2 separate regions of the Homo sapiens genome follow, and region 1 is linked to region 2. Evidence: chromatin contacts called from ENCODE Hi-C or POLR2A ChIA-PET data. All regions are on one chromosome and are shown on one strand. Each heading gives the region's core, a stretch centred on a gene start or an enhancer-like site at or near the end of the contact. The rest is flanking DNA. Distances are from core to core; before and after follow the strand shown. Region 1 has its middle 14 kb from the start of AQP7. Region 2 overlaps NFX1 (nuclear transcription factor, X-box binding 1).

Region 1 (5,261 bases), core at 2,390-4,889, 95 kb before region 2:
GCTGGAGTGCAGTGGTGCGATCTCGGCTCACTGCAAGCTCCGCCTCCCGGGTTCACGCCATTCTCCTGCCTCAGCCTCCTGAGTAGCTGGGACTACAGGCGCCCGCCACCATGCCCGGCTAATTTTTTTTGTATTTTTAGTAGAGACGGGGTTTCACCGTCTGGTGGTCCTCCCGTCTCAGCCTCCCGAAGTGCTGGGATTACAGGCGTGAGCCACTGCGCCCGGCTGCAGACTGACTTTTAGTCAGTTTTATTGTTTTTAAGTTCATTGCATCGCTTCTTAGCCTTTTGGCTAAGATCAAGTGTTTTTAAGTTCATTGCCAATGATGCGCCCCCTATTGCCGGCCCCTGGGGAGGACAGCACCCACCCCCACGCCCCCATTTAAGTATGCCACCTGTAAGGAACACTGATTACTGGGTGAGCTGGTCTGTTTTCCTTCCCTCAGCACTGAGCTGGGAAGTATCCAACCTCCCAAAACCCTGCAGGGCAAGATTGTCCCTCCTGGACTGGGACCCACTCCCTGTAACTCCTCTAGCAACCCCTACTCTCTCAGGGGAGCCCTCTGAGTCTCCTCCCTGGAGGCTGTCTGTGGGAAGAAGTCTCCCTGTGTAGGGATGGGAGGCCTTCCCTTGCGTAGGATCTAGCCTAGGATCTAGTCTTGTCCCAGCCACTAATCCACCCTGAAGCCTTGGTCTGGCCCTCAGGGCTTTACTCCACCTACCTATAAAGCTTGAGGAGTTTGGTGAACTGGGTCCTGAGGTCCTTCAGGGACCTTCCCGAGTTGCGGAAGGGGTGTCAGCCATGGGGATGGGTGGAAGGTGCCCCCTCAAGCCCCCTCTTCCTGCTGTACTCTCTGACCTGAGTGAGACATTCTACCACAGGGCACTGGCTGGGTTGGGCGTGTCGGCCCGCAGGATGGAAGGCAAGTCTGGACAGGTGGATAGTGGAGCCTCGGCCCCAGGGTGGGGTGTGTGCCCTGGAGAACCAGGAGACAGGCAGGAGCAGATCCTAGGCAAAGATCAGAGGTGGGTGAGGTGGCTCCAGCAGGCCAGCTGCCCTTACCTGGCGACTGTCTCCAGGAATTGCAGAGACAGATACTGGGCTAGGCTAGGTCCTGGCTCTGCGGTAGGGATGGGGAGTGGCTAGAGGGTGGAGAACAGTCCCTTGGTGAGGTCACTTGTATGGTGGGACCCCAGGTAGAGATGGGGTTTTACCAGGTTGGCCAGGCTGGTCTCAAATTCCTGACCTCAAGTGATCTGCCTGCCTCAGCCTCCCAAATTGCTGGGATTACAGGTGTGAGCCACCATGCCCAGCCGAGTGACGCATGTACAAAGTTGACCATGTATTTACAGATACGTCTGGCACAGAGTAGGAGTTGAGGACATTCTTTAGACCCAGCAAGACTTGTCTTGGTAACTAATTGGGTGTGCTGGCAAAGCACAGGAGGAGCCAGGAGGGCTTTTAACCAGCTTCCTTCATCTGGGGGACGATCAACTCACCTGGGCTACTCGGGTTTCCTGGTTTTCTGTCTATGTTTGCAGACTGCCCCTCTGTCCTCAGGGAGTTCCCAGACTTGGGGACAGACTTCTGAGCAGGAATACAGAGGTGAGAGAGGGCAGGAGGGGACAGAGCCCGTCTGGGCCTAGAATGGGGCTCTGTGCTCAATAAGAGGCGCAAAAGGTATGAATTATCAACAAGAAGGGGTTCCATGGGGGGCATAGTTAGGAGTCTCAGGGTTTGGACAGAGGAGAGGAGAGGGATGGGTCCTGCTGCCACCCTGGTTTTTCCCTGAGGCATCTGTACAGAAGCAGAGGTCTGGTAGTAGCCCATGAGGTGCAGCGACAGCTCAGCTGCAGATATATATTGTAAAGGAATAGAGGTGCCTTTCTGGCATGAGTCTTGGCTGAGGGTGTGGGTAGGATTTAATAAGGGTGGAGGTAAGGGGTTTGGGGGCGCTGGAGGCTGGTGGTTGGGCGGGCCCCACGCAGGGTGTTGGTCCCTTGAAGCCACAGCTGTCAGCTTGTGGCTTCCCATCCTGCTAGCTCAGCAGGTCCCACAGGTTGGCAGGTGACTCACCCCTCACCCTCAAATGGTCCTTGCTCTGAAAGGGGTAGGAGGGATGCAGAATATAGCACCTGTGTGTTCACCTATATGGGCGCAATGCTGTGTTACACACCTGGGTCCAAGATGTGTACCCGTGTCTGACTGAGCATACATAGGGAGTCCCCAGGCACACAGCCCCCTAGACTGTGTGCCACAGGTGCGAAGGGGGCATGTGGCATGGGCGGAGGTAGTGTGGATGAACACACAGCACTTCCCAGAGCACACGCACATGTGACAGGTGTCTTCCTGAAAAGAAGGATTGCAGCTTCAGAGCCTGTCGAGCCATAAGAAGCGGAGGTCTGAGAGGTGGGAAGGGCTCTCTAATGACAGCTCATCTTCCCCAAGAAGGACTTGGCTGGATCAGCTGGCAGAGCTGGGCACCCTAAGCCTGTGGTGACGGCAGCAGCTTCCCTAACCTTATCCCTAAGCTCCCGGCTGCAGGCCAGGGTGGTTCCACTGTCCTAACCCTGAGACGGCATTTACACCCCACAGGCCACACAGGCAGGCTGGGAGCAGTGAGTGGCAGGTGGGCACTCAGTCATTGCTTTCTCTTACCCCCTCTGCAGGCAGGAGGGACGTGAGGGTCCTGGCTGCGTCTGGTCTGAGGGGCTGTGGGGTGAGCACGTCAGCCCCAGGTTGCGCATGCCCCTGGTTTGTGTGGCACTGTATGCACACTCCACAACTTGGTGTGTTGGCCCCTGCCCCGGCACCTGGGGCCTGGTGCTGCCTTCCCATCACACTCCATGATCTGAGAGATGCTTGAAGAGGGCCAAAGAGTCTGGACTAGGAGCCAGGAAGCTCTCACTTGGTGACTTTGGAGATGTCCCTTTACCATGTCTGGGGCTCAATTTGTAGAGGGGCAATAATCCCTGTGGGGTCACCTTGCCAGGCTGCTGGGTAACAGATTCTCATGGAGGCGCACGGAAAGTCAGGAAAGCTCGGTCCTGGAGGCTTCCTATGGGGGATGGTGGTGTCCCCTGTGTTGCTCGGTTGAAGGACTAGGGGCTGAAATCAGATCGCAGCCTCCAGGGAACTTGCACTGCCCCACAGAGGGGTTCAGACCTCCTGGAGATGTGAGGCATTAGAGTTCTGGGGCTGAGCTTCCAAATAAACTTCAAAACAGTGATGTGACAGGCCAAGACCTGCTCTCAGTGAGGCTGGAAAAATCCTTCCACCCATCCCTGCCCATGGGCCCCGACCCTGCTGCTGGAGTGAGCTGCCATGAACTCCAGCCTGAGCCCGGGAACCAGCTCAGATCTTACCCTGTCTCTCATTTGCCTCCGTCCCCACCCCCAGCCTGCTGCCTCTCAGGTTCACACTTCCTGGGCTCAGAGTTTCATCCTGAGGCTGTTGGCTCAGCCAGAGCAAACAGAGACAGCACTAAAGTCAACAAAACCAGAGAGCAAGCAGCGCAGGTGACGTGGAAAAGAAAACTTGGAAGCCACAACAAAGGCATGTGGGCTGGGCCGGGTGGAGCCCTTGAGGGGACTGGAGTTGGGGACGCACGGGTGACACCTCCAGTGGACTCAGGCTAAAGGAGTCAGCTTCGGCTGCCAGCAGGGGGTGCTAGAGCCAGTCTCATGGGTGCTGAAAACAGGATGAGGTTGGGAGTCTGGGGGTTAAGGTTCCACCTTACCCAAACCCATCTCACTGAGGCTCTTGGCTGGGTTGCCTCAGCTGCTGTGAAAGGAGTGAGAGGCTCAACTAGGGGCCAGGGTTGTGGGTAGGGGCGTGCAGGGCGGGAGTAGACAGGCTGGAACAGGAGAAAGGAGGAGCTCCCGGCTCACTGCCCCACCCCAGGTGCTTCCCCCGCACCCCCTCGCCCAGGGCTCAAGGGCTTGGAGCCGTGAATTCCTGGGGATGCCCAGGACGCCCCCACAGGCAGAGTCACCTGACAAACTGTTTCTCTCCCACTCAGTGGGGGAAAGCTCCATTCTCTCAACATTTATTGTGCATCTGCTATGTTCCCAGTGTAGGAGAAATCGTCTGGGAATCAAATGGCCCCACCCGTCACGGGCTCAGCAAGCCAGTTGTCCCCAGGAGGCAGCCTGCCCAAGGCCCTGTCATGCCTGGAACCCCCACCCGCTCAGTGAGTCGGCTGCCTGTTAACTGGGCTGGCAATTGCAGGGTGCCTGGGGCAGCCTGGCCCCTAGACTGAGGGGGTGACCAAGGGTTCAAGTCCAGAAAGCTAAGCCACTAGGCTGCAATGGCAAGGGCTGGGAGACCAGACACACCATTGGAGCGGCTGAAGAGGAAGGTGGATGTCCCTGAGCATTGCTCTTGCTGTCTGCAGAATGAGCATATTATACTCTACTCCCAGCACTTCTAGTTTGGCCCTGGCATCAGGCAAGAATCTGTTAGGGCAGGAGAAGGACAGGAGGTGTGGAGTACAGAGTTTCCCTCCCTCAGATGGGCTTCCTACCCACCACCCAGAGAGTTTACTCTACCAGGCCCTTGCCATGCCCCCTGCCCACTCAGTCCATTCTCCCAACAACCCTGCAAGATAAGGATTCATATCTTCATTTTACAGATGAAGAAGCCCAGTTAAATTTCTTGCTTTAAGTCACCCAATGCTGATTAAGAAGCTGAGCTGGATTCAAGTTCAGGTCTGTCTGTCTAAAAAGCCTGAGCTATAAACAACTCACACCCAGGTGGGGCCCTGAGTAGGGAAACTTCAAACCAGCCTCAAACTCAGGCTCCTGGCCAGGAGGTCTCTGGGTTTTTCCACTGCTCCTTCCGGCCACCACTTCAGTCTCTCCTTCCTCCTTCTCATGATGCGTCCCTTATCCTGAGCCTCCTCCCTGCTCCGATTAACCTGGTACCTGAGTCTCTACCATTTTTAGACTCTTTCTTTCCTGTGGGTTAGGAAATTGCTGCTTGGAGCTTTTCCTTTAAAATGCTTTACTGTGGAAAGATTATGAAATGGGTTTAGGCAGAAATCAAAGAATAAAAGCAGAAGGCGAAGTACTGATGCGGGGGACGGGGGGAATGTGACAATGGAGGGGTCAGGCTGTCACTCCCTGAAGCCACTGAGCAGTTGGCATCACTGAGCATGGGCAGCTAGACATGACGTGTCTCCTGATGGGATGAAATAGGAAGCATGCAGCACCTCCACAGAGGACCCGCTGCTCCAGCCCACATGCAAGACTGAACCTAAA
Region 2 (5,720 bases), core at 680-3,179:
TATGTTATCATTTTCTAAAGTGTCCTTAGGCCTGTACTTCCCCACACTGTTTCAAATAAAGTCAGTTCCTTTGGAGAGTACCTCGGAGCTCTCTTTTGTTATGAACTGTCTCTCGCCCTGGGAAAGGTCTCTGAGGCACTACTCTGGGTGCTGGGTGGGATAGTAGCCTCTTGCCTTCTTGGCTTGCTTCTCTCAGTGGAACCTCTGCCCTACGAGTGAGCTGGGGTGAGGACGATTAGGGCTCCAGTATTCTGCTGCAAATGGGATGAAGCCTCCATTCTGTAAGTGGGAGCTTGGTGGAGAAAGGGAGCCCTAACTGCTCAGCTGCACTCACCAGAATTTCAGCCTCTTCAACTTGGAGTTGGAGGGGTAGAGAAATGTTGACAATGTGGCCTTCCCAGTGAGATATGGTAAACCTGACTGGGAGCTGAGGGGAGAAGAAGCCCCATCTTCTTGTCCACACTTATCCTGAGTGGAGATCTGTCAAGCTGAGCTGAGGGGAGGAGGAAGGAACTAGCTAGGGCTCAATGCCACAGACTCTTGCTGTTGTTTACCAGAGTTTTAGAAGATTTTGTTGAATAAATATGTCTTCATTTGAGGTATGCTCTTAGGGCAATTTCTAGAGACTTTTTTTTTTTTTTTTCGAGATGGAGTCTCACTCTGTCACCTAGGCTGGAGTGCAGTGGCATGATCTGAGTTCACTGCAACTACTGCCCCCCAGGTTCAAGCAATTCCCCTGCCTCAGCCTCCCGAGTAGCTGGGATTGCAGGCATGTGCCACCATGCCTGGCTAATTTTTGTATTTTTAGTAGAGACGGGGTTTCATCATGTTGGCCAGGCTAGTCCTGAACTCCTGACCTCAAGTGATCTGCCCACCTCAGCATCCCAAAGTGTGGGGGATTACAGATGTGAACCACTGCACCCAGCCTCCAGAAACTTTAAATGGTTGATTTTTTTTTTTTTTTTTGAGACAGGGTCTCACTCTGTCAGCCTAGCTGGAGTGCAGTGCTGCATTCATGGCTCACTGCAGCCTCAACATCCCAGGGTCAAATGATCCTTTTGCCTCAGCCTCCCAAGTAGCTGGGACCACAGGCACGTGCCGCCATACCCAGGTAAATAAAAAATGTTTTTTGGTACATACAGGGTCTTGCCATGTTGCCCAGGCTGGTCTCAAAGTCCTGGACTCAAGCAGTTCTCCCACCTTGGCCTCCCAAAGTGCTGAGATTATAGGTATGAGCCACCATGCCCAGCCTTGATGGTTGCTTTTTTATAGTTTTCCCTAGCTTTGTTTGCTTTACTGGGAAGCAGATCTATGGGAGCTCTTCATGCTACCATCTTTAAAGTAGAACTCTATCCAGTCTCTTATACTGAAGCTGTGTCTCTGGGATGGAAATTTCCTACTGAGTGAGATACAAAAGACCTAAGCGAGCTTTCTATAGATAAGCTAGGTCTGAACAAACCTGACAGTCATTGTTATCGCTAGCCACACGCTTGTCTCTGAGCTTCTCAGTCAACTCAGCCTATTTCCTTAAAGGTTTTCCATGATACCTGCTGAGGTATAGCAGGTACCCTCTTATCCCTTAACCTGGTCTTGTCCCATCCCAAGGTCTGTTACTGCCAGTTACTACCCTTCTCTTGCTCAAGTCCCTTTGCATTACCCATTTCACATTTCCTTCTTCTCTCATCACCAACAGGATACATGAGTGCCAGGGTAGGATTTCTGGTCATTATATGTGAAATTCTTATAAAACTGACTCATGTGCTTTCCGAAAGGGGATTTGATTTACTAGTCATTTGATCTCCATATCATAAACACATTTTCATGGCAAGCAGAGAACCAACAGATGACTGGCTTTCCTAATGCAGCTGGAATGTATATTAAAATACAAGAAGACAGCACTTCTCCTCTATACACAATTTTAAGGTCAGATTGAGAAAAAGGATTAAGTAGGGTGTTCCCACTGATTCACGCTGGCACTTGAAAGAAATGTGAACTCTCTCCTTTTGATGAAATGGAAACCAAACCTAAAGATTCTAGCTTTACCTCACAAGATACATGGTTAGTTTTAGAAATAATTTTCCTATTCAATCTCAGTTGCCTACTTTCCATTTTTTTCTAAATGCATGGCCTTTCAACACCCACTCAGGAGAGAAGTTGCCAAGTCATTGCAAAACTGCAGACATACATTCCCAAAAGACTGAGTCAGATAGGCTCAGTATAGTATTACTTTGTATCTAATTCCAATGAGCTTTTTCTGGTTTCTATATTCAAGTAATCAGAAGCCACAAATCAGAAGAAAGGGGGAATTACTAAAAGTAGACAGGCAAGCATACTAAAAGCACTGATAAGAATATAAACAACAAAAAGCTTCAACAAGCAGATACAACAATTCAAACTGCTCATTGGTATGGGGCATCAGTCTGAGAAACCTCAGCAGGCCAAGGGCACCACTGCATTCAGTGTAATACAGTAACTGGAGTTCATAAAAATGATGACTCTGGGTCAATGAGAGAAAAATTACAACACCTTCAGTAAACTCTGTTTAAACATGAAATGTAAATTTTAGAAAAATATTCATCCAGCCGGGCATGGTGGCTCACACCTATAATCCCAGCACTTTGGGAGGCCAAGGCGGGCAGATCACCCAAGGTCAGGAGTTCAAGACCAGCTTGGCCAACATGGTGAAACCCCGTCTCTACAAAAATACAAAAAAAAATTAGCTGGGCATGATTGCAGGTGCCTGTAATCCCAGCTACTCGGGAGGCCAAGGCAGGAGAATTGCTTGAACCCAGGAGGTAGAGGTTGCAGTGAGCCAAAATCACGCCACTGCACTCTAGCCTGGGCAACAGAGCGAGACTCTGTCTCAAAAAAAAAAAAAAGAAAAGAAAAGAAAAGAAAAATATTCATCCAAAATGATGTTCAATAGGTGCTATCCTCGTATCCTCAGCTAGATGGGAAACTTAGCTACAGAGGCTGACATTCCTTGAATGATCTAAATGGCTGAGGTTCTATTGTACTTACAATTTTAGTTCTTTGGCCAGGTACAGTGGCTTACACCTGTAATCCCAGCACTTTGGGAACCCAAGGCGGGTGGATCACTTGGTGCCAGGAGTTCGAGACCAGCCTGGTCAACATGGTGAAACCCCGTCTCTATTAAAAATACAAAAATTAGCCGGGCGTGGTGGTGTGCGCCTGTAGTCCCAGCTACTTGGGAGGCTGAGACACAAGAATCATTTGAGCCCAGGAGTCAGAGGCTGCAGTGAGCTGAGATCCTACCACTGCACTCGAGCTGGGGCGACAGAGCGAGACTCTGTCTCCAAACCAGACTCTGTCTCACCCACAATTATTTTAGCATGTTCCTATTATGTGAAAAGGGTTTTCAACACTTGCTGAACCCTGGATTGGTATAAATACATATAGTGTTCATTACAGTACAGGCTCCTAAGAGAAATCATAACCCCTATGGAACAGTAACTCACCACAGTTGTCCAGAGTTAACAATAAAATACCTGAATCAGAGAGATCATTTGGGCAAATGTATGGGTTTTCACAAGTATATGTTGAGGAGGAAAGAAAACGTACCTACATAAATATGATCATAATATTTAGAAACCTCTGATATTGTAACTAGCACTTACTTCTACATTGCTTAAACACTCACTGCTGCCAACCATTTACAATAATATTTTTAAAGCCAACTTTACGCTTACTAGTTACCTAAGGAACCACAAGGCAGAGGCTTGCCGCACACTTTTCCACATGAAGGCACAGGGTCCATGCATGTTTTCCGACTACTACTTCCAAGTTCTAGCAATTGGCTGAGAGGAGTTTGGCCACAGGGGCAACAGCGCACCAGCTGGGGGAGCCGTGGGCATTGCTGGCAGGGCTGAGGGTGGCACACTTGCGAACATGTATGGTTACCGCATTTCAAGTCCCTGTTAAGAAAACACACTATTACATAATTGTTGCATAAAGTGCAGCTTTAGTTCAACTGAAGAAAACGTAAAACCTTACTTGCCACATATCTTTAAACAGCTGAAATCCCCAAATCCATCAGACTTTCCTACATCGGTTCCACATAACACATCTCGGGAGGTGCTGCCGCAATAGCATACTTGAAGAGAAAATTTCAAAAACAAAACGTTAGTAACATGTATGGGTTCTTAAAATGTCACAAATAATCTATAAGAAAATACAAAATGCGGGCCTGGCACAGTCGCTCATGCCTGTAATCTGGGAGGCCAAATAGAGTACTGATCAGACCTATGCAGAAATGAGTATAGTTCATACAGCAGCTCTAAGACCCGCCTAAGAGCTTTACCATAGGAAGAAATTAAAAAAGCCTTGTTAAACTATTAATATCTCATAGTGCCTCTGCAGCACATTCCAAGAACAGCATCAGAGTGAAGCAACCTCTAAATTAAGAGAACACTATCTGGTCCATAAGGCCGTGGCTGAACACCATTCACTGTGAGGCTCCTGCGGGTCCTCTGGTGATGTTACAGGAGATAGACAAGCTAAGCTGGTAGTAGTGGTGGAGGAGTTGACATCTGGATTTCCCATCCTCACTTCAACCCAAGAAGCACAGGTTTCATACTTTATGTCAGGTTTTACATAAAACACTTGTAAAAAGGTCCCCGTTGCCAAAAAGAAATTTAAAAATTGGCATGAGAGTATAAGATCTAATGATCAGAATAAATGCAGTATTATAAAAACATCACATTTTTAAAATCACATATACAATAAAAATAAAATAGAAACCTTCTAATAAGGTATTAAAAATAATACTCATAAAATAAAATCGTACATTAAACAGAACCAAAAGGTTTCACTATAATGAAGATTTTTTTTTTTTTTTTTTTTTTTTTTTTGAGACAGAGTCTCACTCTTGCCCAGGCTGGAGTGCAATGGCATGATCTTGGCTCACTGCAACCTCCACCTCCCCGGTTCATGCAATTCTCTTGCCTCAGCCTCCCAAGTAGCTGGGATTATAGGGGCCCGCCACCACGCCCAGCTAATTTCTGTATTTTTAGGAGAGATGGAGTTTCACCACGTTGGCCAGGCTGGTCTTGAACTCCTGAGCTCAGGTGATCCACCTGCCTCAGCTTCCCAAAGGGCTGGGACTACAGGCGTGAGCCACCACGCCCGGCCATAATTAAGACTCTAGATTTTTTTTTTTTTAAAGACAGGATCTCACTTTGTTGCCCAGCTGGAGTACAGTGGTGTGAACACAGCTTACTGCGGCCTCGACCTCCCAAAGTGCTGGGATTACAGGTGTGAGCCACTGTGCCTGCCTTGATTTTTTTTTTTTAATTAGCTGAATTTAAGATTCAAGGACTCTTTATTTTTAAAATACACATTTCATCTTCCAGTAAGTGCATGTGCAATTTCTTTTCTTTTCTTTCTTTCTTTTTTTTTTTTTTTTGGAGACAGGGCCTCACTTTGTCACCCAGGCTGGAGTGCAGTCATGTGAACACAGCTCACTGCAGCCTCAAACTCCCGGGCTCAAGCAATGTTCTCACTTCAGCCCCTCAAGTAGCTGGGAGTACAGGTGCGTGCCACTACACCTGGCTAGCTTTTGTATTTTTTGTAGAGATGGGGTTTTGCCATGTTGCCCAAGCTGGTCTCAAACTCCTGGGCTCAAGTGATCAGCCCATCCTGGCCTCCTAAAGTGCTGGGATTACAGGTGTGAGCCACTACACCCGGCCTATATGCAATTT

Evidence for each region. Hi-C counts contacts between places; a loop is a spot of excess contacts on that map. ChIA-PET counts read pairs that join two places held with the same protein, here RNA polymerase II (POLR2A). Pooled maps may share reads with other maps.
Region 1: a pooled map shows a loop between it and region 2 (6-fold over the local background). The contact joins two enhancer-like sites. A Hi-C loop is called at or near these places in 5 of 50 pooled maps. POLR2A ChIA-PET finds 5 or more read pairs at or near these places in 6 of 52 experiments (AG04450, CD4-positive, alpha-beta T cell, H1 and 3 more).

The regions. Positions count from the first base shown.
Region 1 is chr9:33,413,994-33,419,254 of GRCh38, reverse strand. No RefSeq gene overlaps it. Among named protein-coding and RNA genes, the nearest start is that of AQP7, 14 kb to the right of the region's middle. RefSeq lists enhancers at 3,619-4,149, 4,150-4,681. Within about 2 kb of position 3,639, at least 8 of the 41 ENCODE cell types and tissues checked have a DNase peak (open chromatin) inside an H3K27ac peak, as active enhancers do.
Region 2 is chr9:33,317,125-33,322,844 of GRCh38, reverse strand. NFX1 (nuclear transcription factor, X-box binding 1) reads right to left here. Exons shown (of 24, transcript NM_002504.6): 8 at 4,015-4,114; 9 at 3,718-3,935. Among named protein-coding and RNA genes, the nearest start is that of NFX1, 29 kb to the right of the region's middle. Within about 2 kb of position 1,929, at least 6 of the 41 ENCODE cell types and tissues checked have a DNase peak (open chromatin) inside an H3K27ac peak, as active enhancers do.